Regions from separate parts of the Homo sapiens genome. Here all the other regions are linked to region 1. Evidence: chromatin loops called from intact Hi-C (ENCODE). Cell type or tissue: IMR-90. All regions are shown on one strand.

Region 1 (2,500 bases):
TTTTTTGAGACGGAATCTCGCTCTGCCGCCAGGCTAGAGTGCAGTGGCGGGATCTCAGCTCACTGCAACCTCCGCTTCCCAGGGTCAAGCGATTTTCCTGCCTCAGCCTCCTGAGTAGCTGGGATTACAGGCGCGCACCACCACACCCAGCTAATTTTTGTATTTTTAGTAGAGACGGGGTTTCACCATGTTGGCCAGGATGGTCTGGATCTCTTGACCGCGTGATCCGCCCCCCTCGGCTTCCCAAAGTACCGGGATTACAGGCATGAGCCACAGCGCCCGGCCAGTAGAAATAGCTCTTAAAAGTGTAGATAACCGGCCAGGCGTGGTGGCTCACGCCTGTAATCTCAGCTACTCAGGAGGCTGAGGCAGGAGAATGCTTGAACTCGGGAGGCGGAGGTTGCAGTGAGCCGAGATCGTGCCATTGCACTCCAGCCTGGGCGACAGAATGAGACTCCGTCTCAAAAAAAAAAAAAAAAAAAATGCAGATAACCAATGATTCAGCATACATTGCAATCATATAAAAAATGCTTCTGAATATGTATATGAGTAACATTTATATTCCTGTAATGAAAAACCTTTTGTGTGCACATAAACTCAAAAGGATATTATTATTCCTGGAATAATAATTTCATGTCAAGGAGAATAAAGTTTTGAAATAACTTGGAAGATGGTGAGGGTAATTTAGTATACTTTAAATACTTAAATACAATGAACTAGATATAATAAACCTGGCTTGAAAGATAGTCTTAGGGACCTGGCCCAACAAACACTGTTAAAATTTTTTAAAAATCAACTTGAAGCTCTCATAATTTCCCATTATCAAAACTACCCCCTGCAAATCTGTGAATCTAATCCAAGAAGTATGTCAATAGCTGGTTGTTTAAGGTTAGGTTTATGAAATAGTAACAGAACTGTGCAGGGGTCAAATATGCTTAAAATATGTCCAAACATGCTTAGGTCAAGTCAGTAAGAGTATCTGAAGCTAATAAAAGCATGGAATATTCTTGCGACTGAAAACCCAGCACACCGGATACTGCTATGTCTAAGCAGGTACTGTGCTCCGTTTCCCCCCTGCTGGCAGACCCTAGTCACTAAAAAACGATGAGCTTCTTTGACTAAGACTACATCACACATGCCCAGCAAGTATCTCTGGGGCTGGAAAGCAGTTAAGACCGAACCCGGGGAGAAACTGGGAACAGGAAAGAAATAAAAAACGCCTCATTATTCCCAAACCCATCCCATTTCCCAAAGTGCTGCCTATGTGCTGACTTTCTTAAAGACTCCCGCAAAATCTTGATTCTCCAAAAATTAAACCCATTTGGAGCTGAGACAAGGTGAGGTCCACGCCTGGTATAATCAGGCTACCATGGATCTAACTGAGTCTGGTTCGGTTCTAGCCCCGTGGAGGCCAAGCCTCACCACGAGGGTGAAGACCCGGAGGCATGGAGGAAGGGAATGAAGGAGAGAAAAGGAGAAAGGGGAGACCTCCGGGCCACACTTCTTTCTAGTACCAACAAAAAGAGAAGCCGCATACTGACCTAAATCATCTCTCAAAGGCGCTTTATAAATTACAGGGACAAAGGGAGGGGGTGGCGGGTGGCCTGGGAATCCTACAGACACCCTACCCTCTGACCCACCCCCCTCCCCCTCCAGCACAAGGGAAGGAAGACAGAAAACAGAGCTCAACTCGGCCATTGGCGAGAAGCCCCCTCCGGTTTTCTATCGCCCATCCATCCGCCCCCTAGAAAAAAAATCCACGTAAACACCATACCCACCCCCTGGGGCAGACACTCCCGCCCCGAGGTTCCTAGAACCGGAGGCCGGGGCATTTACTTAGTTAGATTTTTCTTGCTTACTCATTTCCCTCGAGCACCCAACCCCCCGTTCCCACTCCAAAACCCCGCTCAACCGCCTACCCTCACCGCTTCAGCCCCCAACAGAATCCGGTGCCCCCGCGGCGTCGGCGGCCCCCGAGCCGTCCCGGTCACTAACCTGCTGCTGTAAGGGCATTTCCGAAACCAGCCTGGCTCCGGGGGGAGGTGGGGGGCCGGCTGGAGAGGGGGCCCGGAGGGCCGAACAGACCGGCGGCGCAGGGCGAGGGCGGGCGCCGGTGGGGGGGTGGGGAGAGGAGAGGGAGGGTGGCGGTGCCGGGGGCGGGTGCGAGGGCGCCGGGACCGTCCCAGGCCAGGGAGCCGGCGAGCAGGAGGAAGTGGGTGCCCCCCTCTCCCCCTCCAGCGCCCCCTCCCGCCGCCGCCTCCTCCCCAGTCACAGGCGCGTCCTGCGCGCACGTGTGCGAAACGTCACCGGCGGGTCCCGGAGAGAGGGACAGACCCAGGCGGCGGGACGGGAACCCAGCTGCCCCCGCCCTCCGTCGCCGGGGGGCGGAGAGGGGGACAGGGCGGGGAAGGAAGGGGCAAGGGGAGAGGCGGGTCAAGGGCAGGCCCGGGGCCCGGCGAGGAAGGCCTGGGCGCTTGGGCCACGCGGGCGCCGCCGCTGC
Region 2 (2,500 bases), 410 kb before region 1:
GTATACGTAAGTCGGACTCTTCAAATAACGCTCTAGAAAGACTACTGACAGCATGTCAAAATAATCTATTAATAGGAGCCAACTTGAAGGAGCCTCCACTAGCCAATAAGCAATAGTTTGAAGCACATTAGAAATGCTTTTCTAAAGAAAATCCCCCAAGTGCATAATGATTCATGGTTAAAAATTAAAACAAAAACAAACCATAATACTTAACAATTACCTTTGCAGAATGTTGGAGAACCAATTCATTTTTTAATATCTTAAATAAAACCAAAGGAATTAGGCATTCGTCCTACCTTTCTATAGAAACTATAAAGCAGGGTAACCAAATTTTTAAAAAAATTCTTTTCAGAGGAATTCCAACTAAAACATGAAGAAGCAATAAAATTAAAATATCAAAATTTTGCAATCCTTAATAAAATAATGGATCCAGGCCAGAGGTCGACAAACTATAGCCAGCTTGCCAAATCTGGCCTATACCCTGATTACGTATGACCAGGGATCTAAGGATGGCTTTTATATTTGTAAAGGGATGTAAAAAGAAACAAAATTGTTTGATAGACATTTTTGTGACTTGCAAGCCTAAAATATTTATTATCTCACCCATTACAGAATATGTTTGTCTGCCCCTAATTGAGCCAACAGTCCAGGCTTTTTTTTTTTTTTTTTTACTACTAGGTAAAAAATTGATAAAATCTTACAAAGGCTGGATCAAGTTAACAACACATAACCCGCAGATTAGCAAAAGTAAGAGGAGTAGACATGAGACCCTGTTATGATGTAATATGCAGTGTACAGCACCAGCTATGAAGCATGCTTGCCATAATGCTGAATTCTGGTCAAGTGCCTAGATTTGATTTCCAGTTTACAACACAATCTGGGGATAAAGACACACATTAAATAACACCATGAGGATGCAATTAGCAAAATCCAGAATGTGGAAAACTACAGGACAAATGAAATGGTTTCCTTAAATAAACTGCAAAAAACGAAGAAAGAAAAAAATGAAACAACAGACAAAAAGATACTTAAGACACAAGGTGAGTAAAGGGTTAACATTCGCCAGGGCTGAGTCAGACTTTCCTGGGAATGACCTCAGCGTCTCGACATTTATCTCCTTGGTAACAACAGAATTAAGATAAATGCAGAATGTTAAGTCAGCCTCATCTGCTGTATAGAATTGCCCCGGATGGAGAAAGCTAGGAAATGGTACACAGGCCTTGGGCCTACTTAACTAAAATGACCTAAAAAATCAGTGAAAAATCAAGGCTGGGTCTTTGCTTGATAAGGTAGCATCCACACACCTTGGCTCTTGTCCATGGCAGTCAAAATATTCTATTTAGATGAGAAAAGAGCTGTACATTAGGGTAACTGCTAGGTTTCCTGAGATGAAGACGTTGTACCTGCTATGTCTCCTGCTCATATTCCTTACATGAATCTAAATAAAAATAGTATTGAAGCCATTTCAGTCTTACAAGTCTGATGGCCAAGTTGGACAAAGAACCAGAGCTGTGGTGGCACAGACCCAAAGCGTTGCAGGGATCTTGTTTGGGTCCTAATTCAAAACAAAGAATTGTAAATACTGGGGGTAGGGTGGGTGAGAAAAGGAGATAAAGAGGGCGAATGAACAAGAGCACTAACTGTGAAAGCTTGGAGACTGACTAGATGTTTAATGATATTAAGGAAACCTAATTAATTTTATTTTAGATGTGACAATGTTATTGGGTTGTTTTGTTTTCCAGAGAGAGGAGAGAGAATGAATAAACACTTTTTTTTTTTAGCAATATATTACACACACACACACACACACACACACACACACACACACCCATACATACACACATAATCTTTTTTTTAAAAAGAGAGTGTCTCACTCTGTCAGCCAGGTTAGACTGCAGTGGAATGATCATAGCTCACTGCAGCCTGGAACTCCTGGGCTCAAGCGATCCTCCCACCTCAGCCTCACGAGTAGCTAAGACCACAGGCAACAGGTGCGTAACATGACACCACGTGTGTGTGTGTGTGTGTGTGTGTGTGTGTGTGTGTGTGTGTGTGTGTGTGTGACAGAGAGAGAGAGAGAGAGAGAGACTCTCACTATGTTGCCCAGGCTGGTCTCAAACACATAACTGGTATATTAACTAATTAAATGATACAACAACTCCTGCACTTTGCTTCAAAACAATTTAGTTGTGCTGGGGCAAGAGAAGGGGCAAGGGTGGTGGAAGACAGATAAAATAATTTGGATTGCCCATGAGTTGATAATTGCTGCAGCTAGGTAAGTACTTGAGGGTTCATTATACCATCTTCTCTTTCTATGTGTTTGAAGTGTTCTATAATGGTTTAAAAGAGTTAAAACTGTGGAAGAGCAGAGGGTAGAAAAATAGGACACAATTGAAGGATCACTATCAGTCTGCGGGGCTGTCCATCTAAAAGTTTAGATGTGATTCAGCCTCCTTAGAAATGTCTTCATCTATCTTTAAACCAACTTGATGCTTGTTTT
Region 3 (2,500 bases), 110 kb after region 1:
CATGAATCCTATTAAGAACTGCGCATGTGAGGGATCTAGGTTGTGAGAATCCTTATGAGAATCTAATTCCTGATGATCTGTCACTGTCTCCCATCACTCCCAGATGGGACCATCTAGTTGCAGGAAAACAAGCTCAGGGCTCCCACTGATTCTACATTATAGTGAGTTGTATAATTATTTCATCATATGCTACAATGTAATAATAATAGAAACAAAGTGCACCAATAAATGTAATGAGCTTGAATAATTCTGAAACCAACCCCCTCCCCGTCCCATCTGGGGAAAAATTGTCTTCCAAGAAGGCAATCCCTGATGCCACAGCAACTGGGGACTGCTGCTTTACATTATGTATATCACTGAATCTTTACAACTGCTTTATGGAGCAGGTACTATTATTATTCCCATTTTACAGATAAGGAAAGAGACTGGCAGAGTAAGAGACTGACCCATGGTTACACATAGCTACTAAGAATTGGAGCCAGGGTTCAAACCCAGACACATAGACCCCAGAGCCTGCTCTGGCCACGTCCTAGTTGGCTGGTGCCAAGAAGCTCGGCAGATTCTTGGTTGGCTGGTACATTGAAAAGATCAGATCTGTGGGTTGCATTTGTCAGTGGAAGCCATTTGAAAGAATGAGTTATGCAAGAGCAACCTAGTGCTGACGATATGGGTTGATAAAGAGGCTAAGACTGCTGCTATACTTGCACCCTTTGAAAAGATAATAAAACTGGAATGTAAACTCATTTTCACTTCTCAATAGTTTATAAGGAATACAAGGCTTAAATTCACATTTTTAAAAAAGGTATATGCAGGTTGAATCCCTTTTAGTCTCCACTTTTCAGCAAAGTTTACCGAAAATAAAATCCATTTACTGCTGACACTGGAATTGCCTTGTGTGGGTAGTTCATGTGGCTTCTATTTTACTCTATAGACAGGAAAATTTGTTATTCTTTATACACTATCTCTAAGAATTTATTATTGAAATGGGATTAACAACATAAAAATAGTACTGAAGAAAAGCAGATCTTAATTTGGATCGTGTTTTATCAATTCCAGGAGCAGCCCATGATTATAAAAATACCTTCAACCTCCTTAAACATGGATTCACCCTTCCGGTGTGGGCTTAGGGCAGGGTGACCTTTCCCTTTTGATGACCGCCCTCTTGTGGTGAACTGTGAGTATGCACGTCTCCATCTTCAAGATGCTTTGTGAGACGGGAACAGTGTTTTGTACAGAGCATTCCCTGACATCCGGGGTGAGGAGAAGTACTCCCTGCATGATCCTAGTTCTTGAGTAGTCTCTGATGTTCTTTAAACATAAGGGCAAATGTGTTGTTTTTATTTCTAGACTTTATTTTTTGACCGTGTATTTTTATGCCCACTGCTGTTACTGTGACCAATTTTAGTTATAATTATTTTCTCTTTCTATTTTATGGAGGATAATTAGCGAATGGAAATAGAAAAAAATTTAAATAGGTTTAAAAAGGCTTTACATTTTAAATTCGAAGTTCACTCCTTATCCAGAAAACTCCCCATTTTTGTGTTAAAAGCATAAAAAATGTATGTTTAAGGATGAGAAATAACAGAATGTCTTGGGATTTTGAATTCCTCTCATTCAGAAGCTGTCTGAAGGTCAGTGGGAAAATGAGGTTTGGAGGTGATGTAGAATGATTGTGTAAGCTCTCAGCATGTGTCGCTCATGCATGGACACTTGATACTATGCCTCCTGGAAAATGATCATGGATGGTATGCGGAGACCCTACTCCTGATTGCAATCCGTCATATATAATGGCTGCCATTTTAATTTCACTAAATCAAGGGTCAACGTCTCAGGCTTATTTTATGATACACTGAAAAGGTTTTGGATCTTTGGAGTCAAAGAGAACTGAACTTAAATCTAAACTCTGACACTTACTGTGACTTTAGGCAAATTATTTAATCTCTCTTGTTGCAACAAAAAGACAACAATTCCCACTTTGTAGGGTCAGGTAACTCAAAGGAGTCAATGAGTATGTAAGCTGGGCCAGAGCCTTTTGCGGAAGTCATTGCACGAAAGCTCCCTTCCCTCCTGCCTCCCCACCCGCTCATCGCTTATTTATTATAGTGTAGCTGGGAAGACAAGACACACACTGAAATATGGAACAGGCAGAAAATAATAAATTGAAAATGATTTGGTGTGTACACCCAGATTTCCTTATATTATCAATTTGTCTTCATATGTTTGGAGGCTATATCAATAAAGTCTATAAATATGGAATTATATCTTCCTGGAGAGTTGAGGCTCTGGCAAACACTTTCACGTAAGGTAAACCCTAATAATGTTGTTTTCCTGAGAAGCTCGTTTGTTTGATATTCCATGAGTACGCCAGCTCTCTTTTGGCTAATATTTGCCTGGTTCAGGTCTGTGATTCCATATCTGCAGTTCTGAAAACCAAAAAGCTTGGAAAACAAAGTTATTTTTATAATTCTTTTGGCAGCAAAACCTGATCTATGCCAATGTA
Region 4 (2,500 bases), 310 kb after region 1:
CATCACAATGTGGAGATTGAGGCCTCCTTCTCTGAACCGTTTAACCCTTTGCCTGGCGAGTGACTGTTTGTTTAGCCTCTCAGTAAATGGGATGTATTTGTTCTTCCTAAGAAGTTAAGGTGGCGATTGCTGAGCATTCTAAGCATTCAGAGTGTGAATGAATGAATGAACAAATAAATGAATGCTCGACTTCCTAATTCAACATGGAAATCACCAGAAATTCTTGATTAATTCTTCCCAGCTTTAGAGCATTCAGCCTCAGGCTTCATTTAAAGTCTACATTTTTTGCGGTATCTCTTGAGGTAGATTTAAGAGAAAACAAGGAAGTGGTCCCAAAACGTATGCAAAATAACTAAGCCTTTCTCAATGATGAACAAGAAATTCCCTCTGTCCAAAGGATCTAAAATTCTTGACTTGGAATGGGATTTTTCTGAAGTGGTGTGAAATATGGACCTTTAAGGCAAAACAGCTTTTTTGGCCTATAAAGTTGAATGATCCCCAAACCCACCAAGCAGCTTCTTTTTATGAATGAGCTTCCTTCCTTCTCAGCCCCATCAAACTTGAATGGCTAATTGATGAAGATTATTTATCAACAATTTCAATAAGAAATGTTAGGAAGGGGAATCTAATAGAGAATGCCAATAAAATACATCAAACTCTAAAACTTTCTAGGACTGTTAAAAATCAATCTACAAGCATCAGTTGATCTCATGAATAAAATATTTCCATCAAAATAAATTTGAAGTTTATTTTATCAATGTTAAATATAGCTGAAGTTGAAATATCAAGCTTGGTTAACATTATTTTGGTGTATAAAAACTTTTAAGAACTTGAAATGATGATTTGCAAACTGGAGTCTCATGATACTTAAAAAAAAATACCAATAAGCCCAGGACAGCCCTGAACTGAATAATTAAATGCATTAATAGCTTATGTAAACTCACTGCAGTAATTTGAACCTTATTCCCGGTAAGGAAGGTGTGAGGCAAACATTTCAAGAAGAAAGCACTATTTAAAACCCCAGTGTGCTGCCTTTTGGATGTTGCTGAATCACTGTTTTTTTGTGAATCTGAAGCAATGAGAGAGGTAGAATTACAAGAAAGTGCTGAGAGAAAGCTTTGCAAACAGAGCAGGGTAACAGAGTAGTCAAAGTGTCAATCCTGCCTTTGTTTTTGCTGAGAAGTCCCTGGAAACAGGTGAGTGATTGACTTCTTGATTAATGCTTCCCAGCTTAAGAGCATTCAGCCTCAGCCTTCATTTAAAGTCTACGTTTTGCAGTATCTCTTGAGGTAGATAGACTTAAGAGAAAACAAGGAAGCAGTCCCAAAACACATGCAAAATAACTAAGCCTTTCTCAATGAGGAACAAGAAATTCCCTCTGTCCAAAGGATCTAAAATTCTTGACTTAGAATGTGATTTTTCTGAAGTGGTGTGAAGTAGTGACATCTTGTGGCCATGTGAGGTAATTTCTGATGATTTCCATGTTGAATTAGGAAGTCAAGCATTCATTTGTTCATTCATTCATTTGTTCATTCACACTCTGAATGCTTAGAATGCTTAGCAATTGCCACTTTAACCTCTGGTTTTTTTTTGTTTGTTTGTTTTGGAGATGGAGTCTTGCTCTGTCGCCCAGGCTGGAGTGCAGTGGTATGATCTCGGCTCACTGCAACCTCCGCTTCCTGGGTTCAAGCGATTCTCCTGCCTCAGCCTCCTGAGTAGCTGGGACTACAGGTGTGTGCCACCATGCCAGGCTAATTTTTGTATTTTTTAGTAGAGACAGGGTTTCACTGTATTGGCCGGGCTGGTCTCGAACTCCTGACCTCGTGATCAGCCCGCCTCAGCCTCCCAAAGTGCTGGGATTACAGGCGTGAGTCACTGTCTGGTGTTTCTTTTGAACAGTAAATGATAGTCTTTCGGAGTAAAGGTCAGATTTTAATGACCCTATTGCTATAGGGTCAAATAATGAATTGTTTCCCTGCCCTGTCCTCTCTCCACTGTAGGAAAAAAGCACACAGGAGGGTGTGTAAACTCCAAGGAGCAGAGATGCTGAAGGCAAAATAGCTTCATTTAAGGCAAATTTCTGCCTCTACATGCTGTGTGACCATAAAAAAAGTGAGCAACCGGCTCTGAATACTTTTCTTCTTAGGAGGAATGCTAGCAATTATAATTACTCTTCAGAATTGTGGGGATTAAATGAGTTAAACCATAATATGAGTTATGAAGCTGACAGAATTCTCAAATGATGATATAGTGGAAATAGGTCATTGTGATATGGGGTCATATAAGTTCTTTGGAGATCAAGTTTCTTGTGTGTAAAAGGTGGGTATTAAATAAGCTGACCAGCATGGTTGCTTCTGCTTCTAACATTCCATAATTTGATGTTTTTCTTCACACTCTTCTGAACCTCTTTATTTCCAGTAGTGAGCTTCTCAACACTTATTTTTTGGCCTATAACTTTGTAGTATTTTGTTTCCTAGGTAATAAGTTCTGAATGACTTAA

What was found. Hi-C counts contacts between places; a loop is a spot of excess contacts. Peaks named below come from ENCODE experiments on the same cell type or tissue, not always from the same donor. Only the 100,000 strongest peaks of a DNase experiment are listed, where the experiment ranks them.
Region 2: it touches region 1 in a loop (7-fold over the local background); 2 of 110 quality-filtered maps call a loop at or near these places.
Region 3: a loop joins it to region 1, with 3 times the contacts of the local background. A loop is called at or near these places in 58 of 110 quality-filtered maps.
Region 4: a loop joins it to region 1, with 5 times the contacts of the local background. A loop is called at or near these places in 21 of 110 quality-filtered maps.

Annotation. Positions count from the first base shown.
Region 1 is chr6:20,403,328-20,405,827 of GRCh38, reverse strand. All of the region lies in intron 1 of E2F3 (E2F transcription factor 3), which reads right to left. Among named protein-coding and RNA genes, the nearest start is that of E2F3, 2.7 kb to the right of the region's middle. RefSeq lists a silencer at 1,995-2,500. In IMR-90, a CTCF peak has its summit at 1,075 (motif pointing left); DNase peaks (open chromatin) are centred at 1,077 and 2,277; H3K4me3 peaks cover 1,698 bases; H3K27ac peaks cover 1,672 bases.
Region 2 is chr6:20,809,956-20,812,455 of GRCh38, reverse strand. All of the region lies in intron 8 of CDKAL1 (CDKAL1 threonylcarbamoyladenosine tRNA methylthiotransferase), which reads right to left. Among named protein-coding and RNA genes, the nearest start is that of CDKAL1, 280 kb to the right of the region's middle. RefSeq lists an enhancer at 1,501-2,095. In IMR-90, no CTCF peak of the experiment used is centred here; a DNase peak (open chromatin) is centred at 1,095; H3K27ac peaks cover 1,226 bases.
Region 3 is chr6:20,290,532-20,293,031 of GRCh38, reverse strand. All of the region lies in intron 1 of LOC101928573 (a long non-coding RNA gene), which reads right to left. Among named protein-coding and RNA genes, the nearest start is that of MBOAT1, 79 kb to the right of the region's middle. RefSeq lists a silencer at 1,035-1,336. In IMR-90, a CTCF peak has its summit at 1,158 (motif pointing left); a DNase peak (open chromatin) is centred at 1,161.
Region 4 is chr6:20,091,166-20,093,665 of GRCh38, reverse strand. No RefSeq gene overlaps it. Among named protein-coding and RNA genes, the nearest start is that of MBOAT1, 120 kb to the left of the region's middle. RefSeq lists an enhancer at 970-1,473. In IMR-90, a CTCF peak has its summit at 1,450 (motif pointing left); no DNase peak of the experiment used is centred here.